Regions from separate parts of the Homo sapiens genome. Here region 2 is linked to region 1. A link is an interaction called in ENCODE POLR2A ChIA-PET data of the cell type or tissue named here. Cell type or tissue: GM12878. All regions are shown on one strand.

Region 1 (4,000 bases):
CCTGGTTTCTGGTATGGCATGAGATTTTCATTTGTACTCTGGACATTTTGGATATCATACATATTTTGAGAACTGTGCATCTTGTTCCTTTTTTCTTTTAAGAGACAGGGTCGTGATCAGTCATCCAGACTGGAGTGCAGTGATGTGATCATAGCTTGCTGTAACCTCAAACTCCTGGGCTCAAGTGATTCTCCTACCTTGGCCTGCTGAGTAACTAGGACAACAGGTGTGTGCCACCATGCCTGGCTAATTTTGTTTTTTTGTTTTTTTTGAGATAGGGTCTTGCTCTGTTGCCCAGGTTGGTCTTGAACTCTAGGACTTAAGTAATCCGCTGCTTCAGCCTCTTGAGTAGCAGGAGTCACAGGTGTGCACCACAGCACCTGGCCTATTCTTTTTTATACTAGGCAGTTCCCTTGTTGAAGTGTAGTGCAAGGGTTAGGTGGGTGTGTTCATTCAGCTTCTTGCTGGGTCCTGCTGATAATTACTGTGGAAAAAGTGGGGCACTAAGTCATATGGCCTTAATGCAGACTGGTGGGATGGAAGTTCAATTCCTCCCTTACCCTCACATCTTCCTAACAAAAGTTGGGCACCATTTTATGCCACCTTGTTGCCTCTGAGTAGGGGTATAAGATGAACTTTCTGACGGGCCATGCTGCCTCAGCAAGAGAGAAGTAGGGAGGCTATCTCACACTGCACTGATGCTGCAGGGTGAAGAAAAAGCTCCTTACCTCATACCACTTCCCCTGAGTTGATGCCAGGTGGGGAATGGAAGCTCAGCCCCCTCTGGGTACCACTGGCATTTGAGAATGGCTGAAATGGTTGTCAGCTACTCTGTCTTACACTGCTTCATTTAGCCTTGATACTGGGTGAATGTGGAGGTTCAGCTCTTCACTGGTTACCACTGATACCAGGGGTTGGGGCAGGGAGTAGAAAGCTGACTGACTCTAACTCACATCTCCTTGTTCAGTCTTGTTGATGGCTGGGTAGGGGTGCAGGTTCAGGTTCTTGCTGGGTCCTGTTGACACCAGGCCTGTGTGTGCAGGAGGGAGGTGGGAGTGGAGTGGTGGTGAAAGGTAGTGGTGACTAACTGCTTCACGCAGCTTTATTAAGCCTCCTTGCTAATGGGTGGTGGTGGAAGCCTAGCTTGCCCCTAGACCCCACTGACACTATCTTAAATGGGTGAGTCTGAACACCGCTTGCTCTTACTGGGTGGAGTATGGAAGATCAGCTCCTCTTTTAGGCTTGCCACTAACCCAACAGGGGAACTGGAGCACCCCTGTGTGGGGGATGGAAGATCAATTCCCTGTTTTGTCTTGCCAACACAACCCTGGTAGGGGCTCCAGTCCCACAGCCTGCTTTTGCTGGGTGGAGGGTGTAGGAGCACTTATCCACTCTGCCCTTCCAGTACCACCTGGTGCAAAGCACCACCTGCTTCTTCTGCTTGGTGGTGGTGGTGGGGGGGTGTTAGATTAGCTGTATGCTTGGCTCCACTGAAACTGCGGAGGGAGGGAGAGGGAGGGTGTGTGTGTGTGTGTGTGTGTGTGTGTGTGTGTTTGTTTGTTTTCCATTGGTATTTAGCTTGAGTAAGATGGGTTTTGCCAGAAAGGTTTCTTTGGTAAGCTTACCCTTTTATCTGCTTCTGCTTTGTGGTGGGGTGTGTGTGTGTTTAGATTAGTTGTATGCTTGGCTCCACTGAAACTGTGGAGGGAGGGGGAGGAAGGGAGGGTGTGTGTGTATGCGTGTGTGTGTGTGTGTGTGTGTGTGTGTGTGTGTGTGTGTTTTCCATTGGTATTTAGCTCAAGTAAGATGGGTTTTGCCAGAAAGGTTTCTTTTGGTAAGCTTACTCTTTTACCTGCTTCTGCTTTGTGGTGGGGGGTGTATGTGTTAGATTAGCTATATGCCCGGCTCCACTGAAACTGGAGGAGGGTGTGTGTGTATATGTTTTCTTTTGGTACTTAGCTGGAGTAGGATGGGTTTTGCCAGAAGGGTTTCCTTTGTTAAGCTTACCCTTTTCCCAGCCTTTTGACTAGGAGGAACAGGCTTTTCTTGGAATTTTTTTTTTCTCTGTGACAGTTGGTGATACTGTATTGGGGTCTTCTGAAGCAGCATCCTGTCTTGGAAATATGGGTGGCAATACGAAAACCCAGGGATCTCATTGCCTTATTACTCCTCAAATTATGAAGTCTTTAGGAAATCTGCTGCTTTCTTTCCACTTTTCAGATACTTTCTATGCTTGTTTGTTGTATTATGTTCAGGGTTTTTTAGTTGTTAAGAGGGAGGACCTGGGAAGAATGAAGCTATGGTACTCCATTTTGGTGGAACTGGAAGGCTTATAGTAATTCAATTTTGAATTATGAAAGTTTTGTCTAAAGATATTATGTCGTGAACAAAATAAGTCAAATTTAGGAGAATCTTGTGACAAAATCACAACATATCCTCATTTTAAAGCTGTTTCTATTAGGGCGTGACCCATAACTGTTATTTCGGGGATATGGTTTAAATAACTAGAAGGCTTACTTTTGAATATCAAATGCTTTCTGTCATATTCTTTAAAGGAAGTAGATATTTACATGCAAAGAAAGAAACTGAAAGATAAACTGGATTATAGCAGAATGTCACTGTTATGGTTTGCCATCAAACAGCAGTTACTCTTTAGTTTCCTATGCCAAATATACCAGTATAACATAACATTCTGCTCCTTTCAACATATTAAGGCCAGCCAAACAAAATTTTTTCCCCAAAATTCTTAAAATGCTTAAAATAGGCAAAGTGATTCAGAAGTTTTTAGGAGTAGGAAGGAGAGGCGGTACGTACAGATATGTTTCTGTATGAATTTCAAATGAATAAGCAAGGGAAAACTTAATAGGTAGGAGGCATTAGTCTTCCTTAGGCAGGGAATAATTATTATTTCAGCAATGTACATGTAGTAAAGTTCTACAATTTTAATTCATTCTAGCTCTAAAAATTCTATGATTTTATCCTTTTTTCTGTTCTTTTAAACTTGTTCCTGTACAATTTATAGACTTTTTTTCTGAGAAAAATCTTCCTGGAGAAAAGATTGTTAGGCCCTTCAATAATAGGGAGTTTCTCTTAAAATAAGTTTAGCCGTTTTGTTATTTAAGAAATGATTTGGCCGGGCGTGGTGGCTCACGCTTGTAATTGCAGCACTTTGGGAATCCGAGGCGGGCGGATCATGAGGTCAGGAGTTTGAGACCAGCCTGGCCAACACAGTGAAACCCCATCTCTACTAAAAATACAAAAATTAGCTGGGCGTGGTGGCAGGAGCCGGTAATCCCAGCTACTCGGGCGGCTGAGGCAGGAGAATCACCGGAACCTGGGAGGTGGAGATCGTGTCACTGCACTCCAGCCTGGGTGACAGAGCTAGACTTCGTCTCAAAAAAAGAAAGAAATGGTTTGTTTATTTTCTGTGTAATATGTTTAATAATAATATTCTGCATTTTTCTTTGATCCATTAGTTATTTTGGAGTGTTTAAAGTTTTTCATATATTTGTGAATTTCTCCAATTTGTTCCTGTTACTGATTTCTAATTTCACTACATTTTGGTCAGAGAGCATAGCTTTTAAAATTTTAATTCTTTTAAAATTATGAGGACGGCCAGGTGCAGTGGCTCACGCCTGTTATCCCAGCACTTTGGGAGGCCATGGCGGGCAGATCACTTGAGGGTCAGGAGTTTGAGACCAGCTTGGCCAACATGGTGAAACCCCATTTCTACTAAAATACAAAAATTAGCCAGGCGTAGTGGCAGGCACCTGTAATCTCAGCTGCTCGGGAGGCTGAGGCAGGAGAATTGCTTGAACCTGAGAGGCAGAGGTTGCAGTGAGCCGAGGTGACAGAGTGAGACTCCATCTCAAAAAAATATATATATATATATACGGGGACTTGTTTTAGTGGCCTAACGTGGTTTGTCACGGATAGTGTTCCATATACACTTGAGTAGAATGTGTATTCTGCTGTTGTTGCAGGGAGTATTCTATAGGTG
Region 2 (4,000 bases), 72 kb after region 1:
AATTGTTTCTTCATATTTTTGAGCTGGAAGTTTTCCCAATTATAAGTTCCCTGAAATTCTAGCCAGTGATAGATTTTTCTTGCATTCTTCCTTCCCTCAAGTAATTGGTCGTTTGTTGCATTTCTGTCACTTTTGGGCAAAATATGCTTTGGTTGTTTCAATTCTTAAGCAGTTACAAATGGCCAGGGCAAGTTACATGCCAAGAGCTGCCAATGTGGAGAAGCCTTAAGTTAGAGCTTGGAGGGTTTTCTTTCTCTTTTTATCTTTTTTTTTTTTTTTTTTTTTTTTGAGATGGAGTCTTGCTCTGTTGCCCAGGCTGGAGTCCAGTGGCGCGATCTCGGCTCACTGCAAGCTCTGCCTCCCGGGTTCACGCCATTCTCCTGCCTCAGCCTCCTGAGTAGCTGGTACTACAGGTGCCCGCCACCACGCCCGGCTAATTTTTCTATTTTTAGTAGAGACAGGGTTTCACCGTGTTAGCCAGGATGGTCTCGATCTCCTGACCTTGTGATCCGCCTGCCTCGGCCTCCCAAAGTGCTGGGATTACAGGCGTGAGCCACTGCGCCCGGCCCTCTCTTTTTGTCTTTTGTGGGTTGAATGACAGTACTCTATCCTGGAATATTTATAGTATAAGAACATGAAATGTGTGTTTTCCAATCATAGATTTTGTTTGGCTTCTCCAAAATTGTCAATTTTTTAATCCATTTTCTGTAATCATTCTAAAACAGGTTTTAAGCATTGTATGAGGATGTCCAAATAAATGATTTCCCTCATTCTGTATTAAGGACTTTAGAAAATTCTAGTTACAGTAGACTAGGAATTTTTTTATGGATAACTACCTTAAAGATTAGAAATAAGGACTGTGCTTTGGTCAAAAGGATTTTACTAGAGAGACTTTGGTGAGGTGATGGGTACTTGCATACTGCACCTTTAGAGTTTTAATGATTTTTTTTCTGATTAAGAAACAGCACGTTAAGATCCTTCTTAAAATAAGATGCTAAGCATAATGAGGGTAGAGTATAATTGTTTATAAAATGTGTAAACGAGTAGAAAGATCACTATGGAAGAAATGGAACAAATGCTCATGGAAGAAATGGCTCAATTACAAATCTGTTCCTGCCATTTAGAGTATTAACTTTGTGACTTTGAATTTGAGCATTCATATTTATTTCTCAGTTCACCATATTTTTGTATGGATGCCATGTTTCTCCCAACTGATAATTACATGGACTTCTTTTTTAAAATATTTTATTTTTTCTCTTTAATTTTTTATTTCTTTGGGGGTTTTTTTGTAACATCTTTTCACATCACATGGACTTCTTATACTTCAGTTTTATTTGCTTTAGAAGACATCATACTGTCTTTTTAAAGGTTCCCCAATCCTAAAAGAGAATTTTATGAAGCCAGATGATATATATAATTAATCAAATTATTGAAAGTATGCCCTCCAAATTTGTGGAAATTCTGTAATATCATTACAAGGGCAATCTCCAGGTTTGATATGGTGACTGCACAAAATTGTCAGGGACCAAGTCTTCTGTTTTCAGCATGTTTTTAGGTACAAGTATTAAATACCTGATTCTAGCTTAAACAATAAGGACATTTATTACCTCACATAATAGGAAGTTCATAGGTGGATTTTTCTCCAGGCATGGTTTGAAGTCTAGAAGGATCCAGTTACTTTTCAGTCTGTTTCTTCTGTGCTGTGGGCTTCATCCCAAGATAGTTCCCTCGTGGTGGCAGTTGGTAATATATGCTTCCTTGTTCACATCCATTAGTAGACAGAGAACCTTTTTCATGTCTGTCATCTATAAATCAGTGGTGATTGGGCCACCTGAGCTCATGTGCCCATTTCTGGACTAAAACAATCACCGAGATTGCCAGGAAACTGATAACCTTTTCAAATCAATAACGGGGATTGAGAGTGTGGTTAGAAATGAATGTGAGAAAATCAGCCACACCATTGACTACACAAACTCTTGCTTGACTATTTTTTTTCTACAGCTGGTTTGATAAATTTGGTTTGCTTTTCTTTTTAGAAGACCATTAATTAATGACCTTTATAAACTAGCTACCCTCATGCATGAAGAACTAGGAAATGGGAGATGGCTTAAAACCAGTTCTTCACCACAACTGGAAAAATTTCTCATAGTCTAACGTCCTTCCAGTGATAGGTTGGTTGGCATCATCTTTATGCAAAAAAGATGAGCATTATTCATATGTAAAAGTTATTTTTTCAGATATGTGATGATGTTTTTGGGTAATGTTTCTGTAATTTGAACATATTCAGAATGTTCTTTATATGATTTTATATATATTTTGGCAATTTACAGTAAAATGAAAACATTTCATATAGAGTTTCAGAAAACATTAACTTCCATTTTTGGTAAATCTTCTTTTATTCAGCATCTCATATATTGTAAGGTCAGCCGAGAGAAAGGAAAAATAGACCCAAAGTCAGGCGAGTAAGTTTATTGAACCTGCTGGCTGCTCCACCACAGACAGAGGAGGCAGCCCTGAGCTTACAAAATGAGGGGTTTATATGGGGGAGAGAGACCCTGGGGTCGTTTGTTGGTTAACTTTGCCATATATAACCTTGTGACATTTATGGTAGCAGCCAGATGAAGGAACTTACAGGAGGGTTTAGGTAAAGTTTGTTTATGCTTCCCACGACCTCCCCTGTGCAGTCTGGATGGTTTGTAATTGGGGTTTGCTTATCGCAGCAAGGTCTGATAAGTGAAGTCTGCTGGCTCCACTGGGGCGCCTGGATAAGAGCTTAGAAAAGTAAAGAGGCTGGGGGAAGGGTGAACGGCACAGAGAAGGGTTGCAGGGCGTTAAGGCAAGGGGTGGGCAGTACGCAGGGGTTTGGGGGGAGTGTTGGCAATACCAAGAAGCTTTTTTGGGGCGGTTTGTCCCTAACATATAGTCAGAAGATAATGTTTTATTTACTGCTTTGTTGAAGAAACAACTTGGTCACTAGTGAAGGGTAACATGCAGTGTGTTGTAAAATGTTTTTTGCTAGTTTCTGATCCTTAAATTGAGCAGCATATTATACTTAAGTAGAATGTCTAAAAACCTATATATGGTTTAAAGACTATTAAAATTGACACCTGTCTACCTACTCTACAAGTTAAGAAATAGAATGATACTGCTACCACAAGCCTGTGTTCTCTCCAGTTGCATCCTCCTCCCTTCCTCTGTAGGTGTAACCCATGCCTGGCTGTGATGTTCAGTGTTCTCTTGCCTTTCTTTCTTTTTTTTTTAATCCACTGATAAAAGTATCCCTGAACAAGATACCGTTTATCTTTGGAAAGCTGAATAGCAGGCACGAACATAGCTATGTAAGGAAGGGGCCATATTGTCACTATTTAGAGGAGGCTCTTGGGAGAAGTAAAACTAAAGAAGAGATTTTAGCGTTATAATGTGGCTTCTGGTTCCTCAATAGTTTACAAGAGCCACTTTTGGGGAAGGCAGTGTGCTGGGGCATGTGTGACTCTTGGCAAACATAATACCCATAATTAGGACATATGACATGACCAATATGAACCAGGAAAATCTGGTCAGGAATATGAACAGAGAGAGTGGGTTATTCAGAAGTAAATCAAATCAGGCCGGTCATGGTGGCTCACACCTGTAATCCCACACTTTGGGATGCCAAGGCAGGTGGATCACTTGAGGTCGGGAGTTCGAGACCAGCCTGGCCAAAATGGTGAAACCCCGCCTCTACTAAAAATACAAAAATTAGCTGGGCATGGTGGCACGCGCCTGTAATCCCAGCTACTCAGGAGGCTGAGGCAGGAGAATCACTTGAACCTGGGAGGCGGAGATTGCAGTGAGCCAAGATCACCCCACTGCATTCCAGCCTGGGCAACAGAGTGAGACCCCATCTCAAAAAAAAAAAAGTAAATCAAAGCAGAACACTTAACACTTCTGGGAGCCTTCACATCATCTATTTTGTAGAATATAGAGGGGAGAATAGAAACTTTATCAGAACATGGTCAAA

Evidence for each region. ChIA-PET counts read pairs that join two places held together with the same protein. Peaks named below come from ENCODE experiments on the same cell type or tissue, not always from the same donor. Only the 100,000 strongest peaks of a DNase experiment are listed, where the experiment ranks them.
Region 2: POLR2A ChIA-PET joins it to region 1 with 6 read pairs; 5 of 35 experiments call an interaction of 5 or more read pairs at or near these places.

What each region holds. Positions count from the first base shown.
Region 1 is chrX:44,897,486-44,901,485 of GRCh38, forward strand. The region is part of intron 2 of KDM6A (lysine demethylase 6A); the gene reads left to right. Among named protein-coding and RNA genes, the nearest start is that of KDM6A, 26 kb to the left of the region's middle. In GM12878, no CTCF peak of the experiment used is centred here; a DNase peak (open chromatin) is centred at 1,669; H3K4me3 peaks cover 1,286 bases; H3K27ac peaks cover 2,149 bases.
Region 2 is chrX:44,969,148-44,973,147 of GRCh38, forward strand. The region is part of intron 3 of KDM6A (lysine demethylase 6A); the gene reads left to right. Among named protein-coding and RNA genes, the nearest start is that of KDM6A, 98 kb to the left of the region's middle. RefSeq lists an enhancer at 2,557-2,851. In GM12878, no CTCF peak of the experiment used is centred here; no DNase peak of the experiment used is centred here.